Linked DNA regions of Homo sapiens: region 2 is linked to region 1. A link is a loop called in an ENCODE intact Hi-C map of the cell type or tissue named here. Cell type or tissue: PC-3. All regions are shown on one strand. Each heading gives the region's core, and the rest is flanking DNA. Links, peaks and the distances in the headings are about the cores only. Region 1 overlaps ARHGAP26 (Rho GTPase activating protein 26). Region 2 overlaps ARHGAP26 (Rho GTPase activating protein 26).

The links. Peaks named below come from ENCODE experiments on the same cell type or tissue, not always from the same donor. Only the 100,000 strongest peaks of a DNase experiment are listed, where the experiment ranks them.
Region 2: a loop joins it to region 1, with 4 times the contacts of the local background. A loop is called at or near these places in 3 of 110 quality-filtered maps.

What each region holds. Positions count from the first base shown.
Region 1 is chr5:143,171,769-143,180,792 of GRCh38, reverse strand. All of the region lies in intron 20 of ARHGAP26 (Rho GTPase activating protein 26), which reads right to left. Among named protein-coding and RNA genes, the nearest start is that of ARHGAP26-IT1, 16 kb to the left of the region's middle. In PC-3, for the core only: no CTCF peak of the experiment used is centred there; a DNase peak (open chromatin) is centred at 3,342; H3K27ac peaks cover 2,230 bases.
Region 2 is chr5:143,028,489-143,037,512 of GRCh38, reverse strand. It overlaps ARHGAP26 (Rho GTPase activating protein 26), which reads right to left. Exons shown (of 23, transcript NM_001135608.3): 13 at 252-317. Among named protein-coding and RNA genes, the nearest start is that of ARHGAP26-IT1, 160 kb to the left of the region's middle. RefSeq lists an enhancer at 1-600. In PC-3, for the core only: no CTCF peak of the experiment used is centred there; a DNase peak (open chromatin) is centred at 3,492; H3K27ac peaks cover 2,385 bases.

The sequences.
Region 1 (9,024 bases), core at 2,393-4,892:
TCATCTTGAATTGTAATTCCCACATGTCTAGGGAGAGACTGGTGGGAGGAGACTGGATCATGGGGGTGAATGCTCCGTGATAGTGAGTTCTCATGAGATCTGATGGTTTTATAAGGGACTCTTCCCTCTTCGCTCCTAACACTTCTCTAGCCTGCCGCCATATAAGACATGTCTCTTCTCGTTCTGCCATGATTGTAAGTTTCCTGAGGCCTCCCCAGCCATGCGGAACTGTAAGTCAATTAAACCTCTTTCCTTTATAAAGCACCCAGTCTCAGGTATTTCTTTATAGCAGTGACAAAATGCACCAACACAGATATGTTGCTGATAAATGGAACTACAGAAAGGGACAAGATCAACTGGAGTTAAGAAGAGAATTTAAGGTGGCTTATGCCTGTAATCCCAGCACTTTGGGAGGCTGAGGTGGGCAGATCACGAGGTCAAGAGATCGAGACCATCCTGGCCAACATGGTGAAACCCCGTCTCTACTAAAAATACAAAAATTAGCTGGGTGTGGTGGTGTGCACCTGTAGTCCCAGCCCCTTGGGAGGCTGAGGCAGGGGAATCGCTTGAACCCAGGAGGCGGAGGTTGCAGTGAGCCAAGATCGCACCACTGCACTCCAGCCTGGGCAACAGAGTGCAACTCCATCTCAAAACAAAACAAAAAAAAGAGAGAGAATTTAAAACCTGACTCTCTGAAATAAGAACTCTTAAGGGGAAAGGAGCCTTCAAAGGAGGCTCCTTTGAGACAGAGAGATGTCCAGAAAACTTCAAGAGTGTGGTGCCACCAAAGACAAAAGCAAATTGAGGGTTTTAAACCAACAGGGCTCTTGACAATGACCATTGTTGCCAGAAATCAAGTAAAACAAGGCGTGAAAGGGGTCATGAGGTTTGACAGGGAGGTCATGGTAACCTTGGTGAGAGGCAGTGTCAGTGGGTTGAGTGGGGACAAAATGCAGGCTGACATGAGGCATTCCTATATTTAGTTTTAAGAGTAGGGATGAAAAAAATTCAGCACAGGACTTTCCCCACAATAACAAATGAAGTGTGGAATTACCAAACATTGGAAATAACTCCAGATTTTTTAAATGGGAAATAAAAGGGAGCAAATTACTTCAGACAAGAAAAGGCCCAAGAAACCCTCTGGAGAGTCCTCCTTCCAGATGTCTTCTGGAGTGGCCACCCAGTGGCTTGCAGCTAAGAACTCTCCTTCTCTCCCAGGGAGCCAAGCCCCAGGTGTGGGGAAGATGCCCCAGGGCCAAAAGCCTACAGGCATAGCTCACAGTGTCTGTTCTGAGCAGCAAGGGCAATGTGCAGGAGCAGTGATCACAGCCAGCAGAGCAGAAAGTCAGTCACAAAAAGCAACGCAACCCAGGAGATCCCAGGCTGGTCCAAGAAGTTGATGCAGTCCCTGTTTTCACTTGGGCTCCCACAGCTCTCTTCGCTGCCTCTCTTGCTCGTACACCCAACAAGTATTTAGTAAGTGCTGCCTTGGTGCCAGGAAAGGTACTAGATGCTGAAGAGGAATAAGCCCTCATGCCAGCCCTTGAGGAGTGTGCAGTCCAGTGGGGGAAAGCTGGTATATTAATGTCTGATAATCATGTATTTATCATGATACATGATAAATGGCTGGGCGCGGTGGCTCACGCCTGTAATCCCAACACTTTGGGAGGCTGAGGCAGGTGGATCGCTAAGGTCAGGAGTTCAAGAGCAGCCTGGCCAACATGGTGAAACCGGGTCTCTACTAAAAATATAAAAATTAGCCAGGTGTGGTGGCAGGTGCCTGTAATCCCAGCTACTTGGGAGGCTGAAGCAGGAGAATCGCTTGAACCCGGGAGGCGGAAGTTGCAGTGAGCCCAGATTGCATCACTGCACTCCACCCTGGGTGATAGAGTGAGACTCCTTGGAAAAAAAAAAAAATCATATAGTTAAGTGGGGTGTGGTGGGCTCAGCAGCCTAGAGTCAGATGATTTCTAGGTCAACCACTTACAAGCTGGGTGACCTTGTACAAGTTAGATGACTTTCCTGAACCTCAGTTTCCCACTTGAAAAACGAAGTATGAACAGCCTCCCTCCTGGGGCAATCGTGAGGAAATGTGAAGCTCTCAGCTCAGTGTCTGGCACCAAGGGAGCCCCCATGGGCAGCAGCAGCTGTTGTTAAGTACAACGACAGAAATGAGCACCAGCTATTGTAGTAGCGCTGAATAGTGGCACCTAAGCCAGTCAAGGGGCAGGGCAGCAGGGAAGGCTCCCTGGAGGAGGACTCAGTGGATCCTAAAAGAAACAGCAGATGTTAGCAAGTGTAGGTAGGGGAAGCAAATCCCATGTGGAAGGAACTGCAGTCTCCCATCTTTCTATGTTTCTTGCAAAGTTGTCACCCTCATACAATGAACACAATGCTCCTTCTTCTGGGTACTGATTCAACAGAAAGAGCACTGAACTTTGAATCCAAAGGTCCAGGCTTGAACAGGAGCTTACAGGTTAAGACTGCCACACAGGCTGGGCACGGTGGCTCACGCCTGTAATCTCAGCACTTTGGGAGGCTGAGGTGGGCAGATCACTTGAGGTCAGGAGTTTGAGACCAGCCTGGCCAACATAGTGAAATCCCATCTCTACTGAAAATACAAAAATTAGCCGGGCATGGTGGCATGCACCTATAATCCCAGCTACTTGGGAGGCTGAGGCAGGAGAATCATTTGAGCCTGGGAAGCGGAGGTTGTAGTGAACAGAGATTACACCACTGCACTCCAGCCCAGGTGACAGAGTGAGATGCTGTCTCAAAAAAAAAAAAAAAAAAAAAAAAAAAAAAGGACTGCCACACAGACTTGAACAGGCCACTTATGCCCTCTGAGCCTCAGTGTCCCTCATTTAGAAAATGTAGGAGATAGTAGTTGCCCTGCACTCATCATGCTTTCCATCCGTATTTATCACACACCTGGAAAGAGCACCCTCAAGTGCTGGGGAAACAATAGTGAACAAGAAACAGGTGTGGGCCTGACCTACGTTACAGCTTAGAGCAGGAATCAGAGAAGAAAATGGGCAACTATAGTACAGTATGCCAAGTGCTATGATTTGGGTTAGTGCCAAAATCAAATGAAACACTCTGCAAACTGTTTCAAGTGGCTCTGAAAACTGAAAAGCACTATAAATATATTTTGTAGTATTATTGTTATTCCTGACAGCAGTGCCAGCCAGATCCTAAGCCTATCAGAAATTTTTCCCAACTTCTGGTCTGCCGACAGCACCTTGTCTCCAAGGCAGCTATGGGTGAGCATGCATATCAAATACATGTACGTGTCTGCTACTGACGTGCCAGCTCTGCCAGGTTTTCTGTGGTCTGGTAATCAACCATGACTGAGCGTCTTGGCATTCGATGAGTCCTGTTTTCACTGGGGAGCATTATGCTTGGTGATCTCACATACATTTCACGGATCCAAATCCTACAGGCTCGTGATGCAGCCTGAGAAGCTGATTCCTTCATTTGACAAGCACTATGTAGCAAACAAAAGCCAAACACTATTCTGAGAGGCCAACTAGATGGTCCTTGGTCCACAGATGATCAACTTAGTGAAAAAGACACTTGGGAAACTAATATGATGAAGTGTTATCATTTATTCTAGATTGTATATAGTGAGTGATCATATAACTTATCACCCAAACCAGCACATTGAAGCAGAAAGGCGCAATTAAATTTATACCAGGGCAACAGAACTAACAGGCAAATGAAGAGGTATGGTCCCTACATATAATATAAAGGTCAAATGGCTTGTTCAAAGTAATGACAGATGAGTGCCAGAGCCAAAGCACATTGATATTGTAGCCTAATTAGATGTCACTCACAGCTTTGCTTTCCACAGAACTAGTTATATACTTTACATGGCTCCTTGCAATACGTAATTCTCTTTGCAAATTAGATCCTAAAGGCATTTACGGATTCTGAGATTATGAGCTGAAAATTGCATAACGATGAAAATCAGACACCCGAGTCTCTTTTATGGTGGAAATTTTCATTATAGTATTGAAATTTAAGTTTCAATGCCAAATGTAGACCTCTGCCTAATGGTCTGCTACTTAGGTTTACGTTAAGCCCTTAACTAAAGTAATTCCTTCCGCAGGCTCCAAAATGAACTGTCTTTCCAAGTGCTTTTTAACATCAAAATTTAAAAGCTGTCTCTAAGCTACCCTGGGGCGAAGGTAAATTAATTTCTCATTTTTAGGCTGGCTCTTTACATTCAGTGGTGAAAGGACTTCTATGTCAATGCATATGAGCATGGAGGTGGTGCTCCCAGGAAGAAGAACCAGAGGAGGGACACAAAAACTCTCGAAAACAAACATGCCATGGTGCTTGGGAGTCACTATTCTGCCCAAAGGGTTCGCCTGCCAAGCCTGCAGGTAAATTCCCATAAGAAACTTACTTTCAAAGTAGAGTCCCACTGGATTAATTCCTACCATCTAAGAAGTGAACGTCAGTTCATAAATATAAAAGCAGAAGTGGCTGGCAAGTCTCTTATGCAGTCTGCTGAGCAGCAGATGGCTCACTACACAGGCATCATGACTTTTCATTTTTAAGGAACAAATGCTTGGCTAATCTCTGGCTAAGAGAAGACATAAATCTCATAAAGACAATTCTGTTTCATTGTCACGTGTCATATTTCATTTATTTATTTATTTATTTACTTATTTGAGACACAGTCTCACTCTGTCACCCAGGCTGGAGTGCAGTGGTGCCATCTCAGCTCACTGAAACCTCCACCTCCTGGGTTCAAGTGATTCCCATGCCTCGGCCTCCTGAGTAGCTGGGATTACAGGGGCACACCACCACGCCCGGCTAATTTTTGTATTTTTAGTAGAGAAGGGGTTTCACCATGTTTGCCAGGCTGGTCTCGAACTCCTGACCTCAGTTGATCCACCTGCCTCACCCTCCCAAAGTGCTGGGATTACAGGCGTGAGCCACTGTGCCTGGCCTATTGTGCCATATTTCAGATGAGGAAATTTAAAAATTAAGGGAAAAAGTCAAAATTGGCTAAAAACAAAAACCTTCTTATGGCAGTTCTCTCTCAAACCTAAATAAGAATCAGAAAGAAACCCAAGCCTGCTTTTGCAAAAATACTAAACAAACAATAATTCCCACACCCCACATATGCCCAATAGTATAAAACTTCTAGACCAGGTGTTGAAGTCTGTACCAACTGAGAAGGGCTGTTTATTAGAAATCTCTTACATTTTGGTATCCAACATTCTTCATTAAAAAAAAAAGTGTACCATTTTTTTCGAGTAGACACTGAAAATTTGGTTTAAAAAACAATCTTTTTTCTAAAACATTTCTGAAAATATCTTACATACTTACAAAAGAAAAACTCATGCTAAGTTGAGGTCTGACAGATAGCCTTTCTCTGTGACAAGATGACATCAAACACATTTTCCTTCACTGTCACCACAGAGTGCCACAGTCCTCTATCTGCAGGCACCCCTAAGCATTTTGCTTATGCTTCTCATGAGCTGCCTTTCAAGATGCTGATTAGTCCTTTCAATCATTAACTGTTTACAAGTTCTGCCAGCTGCAAGCCTGACCCTAGATTTCTGAATTTTTACTGGTTAAAATAATACCACCACTTAGTCATCTGTGAAGCACCAAAAAGTAAGAGTTAGCCCTTAGGTCAGTTAAATAGCCTTATATAGCAGAGAGAACATTTGGGCTCCTTTTATGTGGGGAAAAGAAAGTCTTTTAAAGAGCTAGAGCAACAGATGTATTCGGAGCACACAGGTTCTCTCTGGCATCCTTCCTGTAGCTCCACATCAAATTTGAAATGTAGTTAAATCACAGATTTACACTTAAGCTTCCTTATCTCTGATAATGGACTTGGAAACATATCAAAGAACCTGCCCATGTGTACTTATCAGTCCCTGACAGGTATGAGGCTTAGAAGTTCAATACAGGACTTTCTTGCTCACTTGTTTAGAAACTCAGAGGTAGTGTATCAGCAAGTATTTGGCTGAGGGTTCCAATTACCTATGATCCTATGTAATCCCATATTGCTAAAAAGTTGCCTGCTTATAGACTACAAATTTAAAATACTCATATGACGGCTAATTCACAACCATGGGATAGAGGTATATATCTACAAATAAATTATATGAATATGTTTCAACTTGTTTAGGGGATGGGGCATTTTCTCTCTTTAATTTTTACATTAATCTATTGCTTGGAATGGCTATTATATCAGTTGATAAAATTTCCAGACAGTATAAAAGGGTATCAGTATAAAAGGGTAGACAGGAAAAATAACTCTTCCTTCCCTCTCCAGAAGTAACCATTAGTATGAGTTTCTCATATTTTCTCCAGAGATACTAAATGAACTTGCAAGCTGGTGTGGGTGGATGTGTGTGTGTGATTTCACACTCCCCTTCCCTTTAAAAACAAATGACCACCAGTTATTCACATTGTTCTGAATCCTGACTGTTTTCCTTAACAGTATCTCCTGGAGATTGCTCCATCATTACACGAAAAGTTGCCTCCTCGTTCTTTCTTAGTGGCTATGTAGCATGCCATTGTGGAGATGTACAACAACATACCCAACCGGATCCTTAACACTGAACAATAGATTGTTACCTATCTTTTATTTTGCATGGGACAGAATCTCTGAGCTGGATAAAACAGAAGAGGCACTGAATGAATATTGACATTTTGTTCTACCTGCTGCCATCCTCCTTTTAAGAAATACTGATTTCTAAACAACATGGAGAGGCTATTGGAAGAAACAGATGTCACCCTTCCTGCTTTACACACAGGAAGATACAACACTTCTCTGTTTTGATGCTGCCCTCAAACAGCAACTGAATCTTGGGAAGAGGAGCTACTTAGTTTTGCCAAAACCAAATTCATCTTTGTGGGCAGACCAGCCTCAATGTCTAACAGCCTTCACCAAAGAAAAATCATCTTCAGGGTAAATTTTTTAGGTATAGGGAAGCCTAGGGTGCAGTCTAGGTCAAGGTCACCTCTCCCTTCCACACAGCATGACTCAGAACTCCAATTCTACTTGGGCTCTGATTTAGGACATTCATAGTCTTTGGACAAAAAAGCTCCCAAATGGTGAGGTGGGGAAGTCTCTGCAGTTAGATTTTGTGGACTTTGGGCAAGTTACTTAACCTTTCTGAGGCTGCTACCGGCAAAAATGGGAAAACAATACCCACCTGTCAGAAGTGACTGTGAGGATTAAGAAAAACAATGCCTATGTAAATTGCGAAGCGAAGTGCCTGAATTCGGAAATGTTGACTCTTACTAATAAAACAATGCAAAGCCACTTCGTTTTTGGAGAAACATCTTGGACCTGCCTAAAAATACGTCTCTTGAAAATTCTGGCCTGTGGTGATTTTCCGCTCTCCTGACTCCACTCCCTCTAGGCCCTCGTGGCTCCTGCACACCCTGCAGAATGGTTTGTTACTTCTCAGGCATGCAGCATGAGCCGGGTGCAGTGGCTCATGCTCGTAATCCTAGTGCTTTGGGAGGCCGAGGTGGGAGGATCAGTTGAGGCCAAAGAGTTCGAGGGCACTCCATATTTATTTTCTCCTTGTTTGTGCTTGCACAGTTCCATTTGCTTGCAATGTCCCCCATCTTCCCATGGGTAACTTTTACTCACTTACCAAGATGCAGCCCAGAGGGTGAGGCTCAGTGTCCCTCCCCTGGGTCCCACTGCATCCTGAGTCTGTCTCTGTCACAGCACTGCCAGGCTACCTTAAAGAAACCTGGGTGCAGGTCTCACGTACACGGAATACTACCTTCCCAACAGTATCCTGGCATGCCGTAGACATGGTAACTGCTTGCTGAACTCGCATGAACCCTATGGAGACAAGAATTCCAGTCAGCCTCAATAAAACATGATCTATGCCTCTGGCATCTTCTTTCAACCAACAACATGGGTATCTGCCCTTCGGGTATTTATATTCCCACAGACCTCAATTTAGAATACATGTCATGTAGCTCCTATCAAAAGCATGGCCAAGATAACTGGGATCCTCTAAGAGGGATCCTGCCTTCCACCTATCATTCTGTTACCAGGCCGATCACCAGCAAACATGCTTTCTCCAGGTTGTTCTCCTTGTTGCACCATAGTAAAAACAACCTTTCAATACTTCAGCTTAATATCAGACTCTGTATTTAATCAAAACCAATGGGAGTAACAGCCCTATATAGAGGGCCTCATTTATTTTTTGCATGAAACTGCTTTGGAAGATATTATCTATTGAGCTATTCAAAATCATTAATATAGAGATTCACATGACAAATTAATATTATAACTTGTAGCTCTTGATGAACTGGCATGCTTTTTTTGAACAGACAATTGAACTATACATCCCATTATATTTTTTCCCTTCTTTGTCGTGGCTGCTAGGTGGCTCAGGACAGTTTTATGATGAATTACTCTCTTCCTCTCTCAGCCTTTGTTAATCTTATTTTTTATTCTCATTTTACTCAACTGTACATGTATTTTTTTTTTTAAAGAGTAACAAGCCTCACATTCCTGGATTTTATTTGGTTATCAACCATGCTCAGAGGACAGTTGCCACCAGATACCTGGCACATGTCACCCAACTGTGCTCTAAACACACGCATGCATGTACAGAATTTGTCAGCATACAAAGACTTGAAATAACAAACAAATGCCTGCACTTAGTAAAGGCTTGGCATTCTTGAAAATGCTGCCTCAGTTTTAGCTGGCAATAGGGGACAAGCATGTATGTGATGGTTGCCTGCACAGATTTTGAGATGGACATAACACCCACACTGTAAAGTCATCACTTAATAAATCTATTGAAACCAGTCTAACCCTTAAGGGGACAATTAGACCTGGATTCTAAGAAATAAAAGGAAGGAAACAAAAAAAAATGCAGAGGAAGTTCAAATCCCAAATCGCAAACCTAACAGTAAATGGGAAATGTAATCAGTAGATGCTGGGATTGTGCCTACGCCAGAGATAAATACTGGGCTTGCAAACATCCTGCTACCACCTCTTCAATTTGGAAGAAAGCG
Region 2 (9,024 bases), core at 2,453-4,952, 140 kb after region 1:
GTAACTGGTTTCTATAATCATACGTATTTTAGATATTTAACACATTCTTCTGATCAGCCAAAGAAGTTGGTGACACAAAATCAGTTAGGACCTCCTGCTTGAGACCAACAAGACTTGTGGAAATCCACTGACAATGGCACTTGGGGAGCTAATGAGTCACTTAAAGTCAGGAAACAGCAGGTAGCAGGTCTGACTCCTCACCAGATGCGTGACCTTCTATGAGAACAATGCCATCTGTTAAACTACTTTACCTCTGGTTTCCACAGCATGGATGCATTTCCTGATTATGCTGAAGCCAATGCTGTCCAACTGCGCAGCTGAAAGAGCAAGAGAAGGACAGTCAAGTTGCTAGCCATGGAAATCAACCTCAGGATAGGGCTTAACCAAACCAGGATGAATCAATCGCATGCTGTGGTCACATATCCTTTTAGTTTTTCCCAATAACAGTACAGGAATAACATAATAATAATAATAATAGCTGGCATTGATTGAGAGCTTTCCATATGCTAGGTATGGTTTTAAGTGCTTTGCATGTAGTATCTCATTTAGTTCTCATAGTAACCTCAAGCTGTAGTAACCTGTAAAATTATCTTCAATTTACAGGTGAAGAAACTGCAGCATAAGGTGACAGGTACCTTTACATTGCTCTGCTATTAACAGAAGCTGTAGAACTAATTGCGGTCTCCTTCAAAAAGCACAAATTAAGTGGTCTATAAATGTTGGGTAAGTGCTTAAAATAGATTTTCTCACTTGATCTCAGTAAGTCCTCCAGGTTGACATTATCACTAGCCCATATTACAGATGAAGAAACTGAGGCTTGGTAAAACTAAGTATCTTGACCAAAGATGCAGAGCCAATACATGGAGACTTGCTCTAGAGCCCATACCATCAAACTGCCTTAAACGTGTCCCTGAGTTAAGTATAATCCTGCTCAGGTGACTAGAAGAAAGGAAAAATAGAACAAAGAATAAAAGAAGAAAAATGATTCAGAGGAAAATTAAAAGAGCCAAGAACAAAGACACTACCAAAGGAAGCAGCATGAAGGCAGTGGGGCCATCCTCTAGGGGGAAATGAGCAAGTGGTGACAGGATTCTCACCCAGAAAATAAATGATCAACAGCAGCAACTTCTTCCACAGCAGAGAACCACACAAGGCTGGAAACTTCTAACCTGACAACAAGGCTGGAAATTCCCTAAAATTCACCCCCATGTTTTGGTTACCCGGTGATAATCTTTAAGAATGGGTTCATCTTTGACCTTCTTAGGACAGTGGACAAGGCATTCTACCACTTAATGGTCAGAGTGGAAAAGAAAATGGCAGAAAGTAGAAAAGCAAGTATTTATAGATGATTTGCGGTCATCTCAGGGAAAGTAATAAACTTGTAATATTTGAGAAGTGAGCAGAACCTGAACTCACCTTGGATCTAATCCAAACTGAATCTTTCTTTAATTCTTAGCGTATATGGGTAAACTTAGATAAAATGAACATTTTATTTTTTTATTTCCATAGGTTATTGGAGAACAGGTGGTGTTTGGTTACATGGGTAAGTTCTTCTTTTTTTTTTTTTTTTTTTTTTTGAGACAAGGTCTTACTCTGTCGCTCAAGCTGGAGTGCAGTGGCATGATCTTGGCTCACTGCAACCTTCGCCTCCTGGGTTCAAGCGAGTCTCCTGCCTCAGCTTCTCTAGTAGCTGGGATTACAGGCACCCACCACCACATCTGGCTAAGTTTTGTATTTTTAGTAGAGACAGAGTTTCACCATGTTGGCCAGGCTGGTCTTCAACTCCTGACCTCAGGTGATCTACCCGCCTCGGCCTCCCAAAATGCTGGGATTACAGGCGTGAGCCACCGCACCTGGCCTACATGGATAAGTTCCTTAGTGGTGACTTGTGAGATTTTCATGCACCTATCACCCAAGCAGTATACACAGCACCCTATTTGTAGGCTTTTATCCCTCACCCCCTTCCCATCCTTTCCCCCACGTCCCCAAAGTCCATTGTGTCATTCTTGTGCCTTCGCATCCTCATAGCTTAGCTCCCACTTATGAGTGAGAACATACAATGTTTGGTTTTCCATTCCTGAGTTACTTCACTTAGAATAATAGTCTCCAGTCTCATCCAGGTAGCAGCAAATGCCATTAATCATTCCTTTTTATAGCTCAGTAGTAATCCATCATATATATACACCAAAGTTTCTTTATCCACTTGTTGACTGATAGGCATTTGGGCTGGTTCCACGTTTCTGCAATTGTGAATTGTGCTGAAGATTTTAAAACATTTTTTAATCACCAAGAATTCCCAAAATCAAACTAAAAAGGAATGCTAATTCCTAAAACAACTCTTCCCAAACTGAAATATTAATAGTTCCTATACTTACATACATACTTATTGCTTAGTGATGCTTATTACAAACACACTCAGCCTCTAGGATAGTAAGTAAAGTACCAGAAAAGAAACAGAAAAACAATGTTTTTCTCCCTGGAGATTACTTGCTATACAAACCATTCTTTTTATTCCCTTAAAATGGTAAGGAGCCTATTAACCCAATCCCTTGTTTTTCCCAGTATAAATAAAGTATTTGCTCTGCAAATTATGGCATCTCAAGATTCTGATTACAGGCTGAAAGCCCAATTAAAATAATTCTTCCAAATAAAACTCAACTCATGCGGCAGGCATTTTTCAAATTTAATAACAACCTATAATACAGAGGCCAAATACCTGTTGGAATCCAGGGGAGGAATTTTTTTTTTTTAAATAACAGCTTTCTTGGTATATACTTCATATACCATAAGTTTACCCATTTTAACTATACAATTCAGCAATTTCTAGAGTATTTACAAAGCTGTGTATTAATCACTATTATCTAACTCCAGAACATTTTTGCCCTCCTCCCTACCCCAAAAACCCATACACATTAGCCATGTCTTCCCTTCCCCCAGCTGTGGGAAGAATTCCTTTTCTATGGATTTGCCTATTGTGAACACCTCACATAAATGGGAATCATACACGATGCGGTCTTTTATGTCTAGCTCCTTTTACTTAACATAATGTTTTCAAGCCCTAGCCATGTTGTAGCATCAGTACTTCACTTATTTTTATGGTTAAATAATATTCCACGGTCCAGATATATCACATTTTATTTATCCATTCATCGGCTGATAGATATTTGGGCCATTTCCACTTTTTGGCTGTTGTGAATAATGTTACTATGAACATCTGTGTACAAGTCTCTGTGTGAACTGGTATTTTCATTTCTTTTGAGTATACACCTAGGAGTGGCATCGCTGGGTCACAGAATGACACCGTGCTTAACTTTTTGAGGAATTGCCAAACTGTTTTCTAAGCAGCTGCACCAGTTTTCATTCCTACCCGCAATGTACGAGGGTTCCAATTTCTCCTAATCCTTGCCAACATTTGTTATTGTCTTTTTTATTATAGCCATCCTAGTGGGTGTCAAGAGGTATCTCATTGTGGTTTTGACTTGTATTTCCCTAATGACTAATAATGTTGGGAATCTTTTCATGTGCAGGGAGGATTTTCATTCCTTTATACAGTAGTCACAATAGAGCCTACTGGAAAGCATTTGTCAGACGGGGAATTACGTTTTGTGCTAAAGGAGTTTCCCAAAATGTTTATAACTACGATTCAATAGTCAGGTGAAGCCTTTTAGTTCTTCTTTTGAGAGGTGCTTAAGATCATCTTTTCATAGCAATGAGAATCAAAGAAGTCTGGGAGAGAAAAAATTGCCATTTTACACAGTGCTACGGGGAGCTGCAGACATTGATTCTGAACTAGGATGTTTCAAGAGTAGGCTTGTGAACATGGTCTTATTCTAGGCATTGACGAACTTCTGCCCTAGACAAAGGCTATTTCTTTACCCTCTGAACATCGATAAAAGTTTTGAAAAATTGAAAAGAACCTAGCATCTGACAGTGATGACCCCAGTGGTCAGAAGATACATGCATGTAAAGCCATCAGCCCAATTAGTGGACATAACCCTCTAGAGGCAAATCAGTCATTGAACCTTTTTTTGTGTGTGTGGCACTGTAGGAAGTGCATCCTTTTCTAGGTAAGTAATATTTACTGGAAAAGAATAAAATGGACGCTTCCAAATACATCCAGAAAATAATCAAAATTTTACCCACTACTACAATTACTTCTTTTGGTAAATGGCAAAGCAAAACCTCCACATTCAATCTGAGTAAATGTTCCTCCTTTGGTTTTCCCAGCGTTAGAGATTCTCCAATTTGTTTGAAACCAGCAAACTCCTTTTCTTGGAATTAAGTCTTACACAGATGTTACACATAAAGGTCTTACATATGACATGTGTAATCCAGTATTTCTCAGTTTATCTTAGTTGTCTAAGTTCAAATGGATACGATATTTACATATTGCAAAGTCAAACATTATGAGCTCAAGATAACTCTGTTAGCCTCTAATGTATTAAAATTGCATATTGATGATAATTATTTACAGCCTATAAACAGATAACACTGTGTTAAGAAATGGAATCTCTTTCAAACAACTGTTTCTCCAACAAGGAATTCAAGAAATACAGGTTATCAACCACTGCTCTAAACCTCTAAACTGGAACTAGTGTAAATTATCACATTGCCCACTGCCTGGGGACCCCCATCTCTCTTTGTCTCTTCTTTTTCACACACACACATGTGCATGCATGCACACACACAAAGAGCTTGATTTCCACTCTCATCAACTTGAGTTTCCTGCTGATTAGATTACTAATAATTAACAACGGTTTTATTATTTATCATGGACCAAGTACCATAATGTGATAGGGACTACAGTGCACACATAACCAGATCATTAGTCCTAATCTCTGCCCAGTAGGGATATAATCTAAGTTAATTGAGATCTCCTAGTCTGAAAAGCAAATTCCCACTAAAAGGTTTAGAACACTATCACCACCAAGCTGCGTTTGCTAACGACAGAAAAAGTCTGAGTGGCTCGCCAGATGGAGGCGGCTGTCCTTAATCCCCTCAAGCAGGTGATTCAGCTCTTTCACTGAGCCAAGGCTCAGAAAAGGTCAGGGATTTATTAGCAATTTCTGTATCCCTATAATCTCCAGCAATAATCTCTCATTAAATATCTACTAGGCTTGCATTAGTCCCTTAATTTGACTTGTGATGAGTTGTCGCAGGACCTGTGTCTCCCAGGGCCAACATCCACCATCCTGCAGTTGAGGCTTCGGCTGGTTTACTTCCCTCCCTCAGCCTCAGGTTCAGCTCTGCTCAGTGTACACACGAGGCAGCCCAAACAGTTGTCTCATCATGAATGCTGGCAGAGCTTGCACCAAATATCCAGGTTGGCCTCCCAGGTTAGAAATGTGCCATCCTCTTAACTTTCATTTCAACTTTTGAAGCCTTGTTGCTTTGTCTCCTTTCAGAGAAAGCAGCATGCTAGGGTAGCAAAGTCGATTTTCTCAAAGTTCTCTAGAGAACACGTGAACACAGGAGAGGTGGGTTTATGCTCAGTAACCTTGAAGAATCTTAGGGAAAACCACAGACGTGGGAAGAGGATGCCTTGGGCTATCATGCCTAGGATATGAACCCCGGGAGGCTGGAGGCAGGTTACATCCAGAGACTAGCTGTCTTACTGCAAAAGGATTAAAAGAACAACTCTAAGGTACAATCAAATGATTTTCTTATCTAAAAGGAGGAGGCTTGAATCGCTTGAACCCAAGAGGCAGAGACTGCAGTAAGCCGAGACTGCACCACTGCACTCCAGCCTGGGCAAGACTGTCTCAAAAAATAAAAATAAATAAAAGGAGGAGGTTGGTGGGCCAGGGAGACAGACATGGATTTTAGCATAACTGCCACTGCTATACAACCATAAGGTCAACGCCATGTCCTGAAGCTTCTGGGACCTCATCTGAGATACTTTTCACTGGCTCCTCCCAGCTATTAAAAAAAAAAAAAAAAGAGGTGTGTAGGTGGTCGGAAAATTATAACAAAATCACAAGTATCACCCTTGGCACCACTTCTTACCTCCCATTCCAAATTATCACCAAGTCCCTCAATTGTCTCTTCTAATGCCTCTCAATTTTGTCCAATTTCTTCATCATCATCATCACCATCCTGGTCCCTACCTCAATCATCTGTTGCCAGGATGACTGCATTAACCTCCTGGCTGGTCTTCTTATTCTTCTTGTTCCTGTCTGCCCTCTGCATTGCAGCCCCTATGGTCTTGACAAAATCAGAGCATATCACCTCCCTGCAGCACCTTGCTGCCCTTGGGAGAATAACCCCAATCCTTACTTGCTCACAAAGCTGTGTGTGACGGGGCCCTGCCTGGCCCTCCAGCTTCTTCAGGGGCCACTGTGCCAGCTCTGAGCACCTAGCCACACTGGCTGTCTTTCAAGAACATTCAACTAACCATGCTTTCTCCCCAGCACAGACTGTGGATTTCGCACGGGAGCCTTTGGCTCCCAACTCACATTACCCTCAAGTGTCCTTTCCTCAAGAAACTCACTCAGACGTTCCCACCTAGGTTAAAGCCCCCATTGTGCACTCAGATACAGGACCATCAACCTTTCTTTCAGACTATGATGCACCACTGCAAGTTTACACTGATATGTGTGATTCTGTGAAAAATGTCTACCAAACTAGAATACTTATTCATGAGGGCAATGGTCCAGGTATATTTACTTCACTGGCTACTACAGCTCTATCTTTCACCATCAACTATAGCAATGGATATGAATTGGAAGTGTGTGCATGCACGTGTCATTTTTCATTTTGGATACGTGAATAGGTAAATTAGTGAATGAATGGTAGAGAGAGTTGCCGAGGGGCAGTGTGTCAAAATGACCTTTCAATTTCAACTGATATAAACCCTCTGAGAGTAGATGAGTTCTTTTAACCTTTTGGTCCTCCACTTTCTCATTTTTTTTGTGATGATATAAAGGTTAAATAAAGAAATGAATAGGCTGATCTAACCACTTCCTTCCTTCCTGTATCAATACAGGCATGCCACCTAGCAGCGAAGCCCAAGAATGGGCCCAAGAAAAAGGAAGAACAAAAGTGGCACAAGCTAAGCCATGAAACATAGGAGACAAAAGCAAATTTAGGTTTTCCTGGACACTTTTAGACCTCCTGCATTTTGTCCATCAAGGCATTATCATCATTGAGCTGCATGTGGTGTGAAGCTGGGGCTGAGAGGAGGGCTTCTCCATATTACACTAACTCGGCCATCTAAATGAGGGTCAAGAGGGGCCTGAGGCCTGAGGGTCAAGAGAGCCCCTGGAAAACACAAGTATTCTCCGCTAGACCATCATGCTACCCGTGAGACCTGATTCCTCAGGCTCAAGAGCCCCTCTTCTGAAAATCACTGACCTGCAGTTGCTCAACTCCAACCTTCAGTATTCAGAAAACCAAGAAATTTGGCAAGAAGTGGCCAAATCGCCCAATTTGAATAGAAGAAAACTTTCCATACTATAAGTTGACTGATGGACACATATATATAGTCTATAAAAACAGCACACTAGGACATGCCCCCAAACGACCCCATGCCTGCATCCCTGGAATTCTAACCAAACCCTGGGGAGGGAAATCCTCATCCAAAGGAGAGGAGCTAATCTACTGAATTAGCCTCAACATGAACTAGAAAGGGTTACTGTCCCTAAAGCTGGTATTCAACAAGTTTTTCCTAGTCTGAATTTTTTCCCCAGGAAATTTAGTCAATTCTCCTTTGATTAAAAAGAAAAAAACAAACCAAACCTTTTTTGTGGGAGAAATGGAATTTGCTGGAAGCACTGTAGGTTATGCATAAAAACAAGAGGATTGAGGTTGAGCACCCTGGCTCTCAACTGTAATCTCAGCACTTTGGGAGGATGAGGCGAGAAGATCGCCTGAAGCCAGGGGTTTGAGACCAACCTGGGCAACATGGTGAAACCTCATCTCTACAAAAAGGTTAAAAAAAAATTTGCTGGGCATGGTGGTGTGAACCTGTGGCCCTAGCTACTCAAGAAGCTGAGGCAGGATGATGGCTTGAGCCCACGAGGTTGAGGTTACAATGGGCTATGATCATGCCACTGCACTGCAGCCTGAGCAACAGAGTGAGAGCCTGCCTCAAAAAAAAAAAAAAAAAAAAAAAAAAAAAACTGAGAAGTAAAGGATTTCTAACATGGATGGATGGATGGATACAGGAAATTGTCGAGTTGCTGTGAGCAGGCCACTTCAGGGGCATGTTCTCACCACAGAAATTTATGCAATTTTCCAATGTGATTTGCTCTTTATAGAGCCTGGTTGGCCTCCCTCATTCTGAATTTAATCAATTTCAACACCCTTAAAAGCCATTGAGAAAACCACCCACATTGAAATGAACATAAATTCCACCTGAAGAATAATTTCCAATTTTCACACACACAGAGGGAAGACTAGAAGGGCTTGCCTGTTTTCCCCTAATCATGTGAAGCCCCAGGGTTGCCAGGGCTCCCTGGGCTGTGGCCCCTGGAAAGCTGTCCTCATGATAGCAGCTCTCAGAAGCTTCAGTGGGGCCCAGGAAAGGTGGCCAACTGGTTCTTAATTATCTGGGTGTGCATTCTCTATTGTGGAGGTTACCCACAGCCAATTTTTAATCCCAGATCAGCACTCCAGGGACCCCCATGCACCATCCCTACACCAGACTATTCTCTGCCCCCTGGCTGGTATGTTCAGGGAATGTGAACTAACTTTAATATTAACTAAAGTCACACAGACAGAATTGTAGGTAGTGGAAACTGAATGAGCTATAAAGCCAGACAGACCTGGATTAGAACCCTGCCTCAGCTACCTCTGGCTGGATATGACCTTAGCTTCACCTTTTTGAGGCTCACCTTCCTCGCTTGTATAATGGGGATAACTCAACAGGATGCTACGAGGGTCAAATGAAATGTATAGCAACTGGGATTTACTTGGTATTCAATACATGATCATGACCAATATTACCTAGTATTACCAATATTAGAATGTTACTATATCCTAATATTTGAATGAAATCTTCCAGTTGATGAAATACTTTTCATA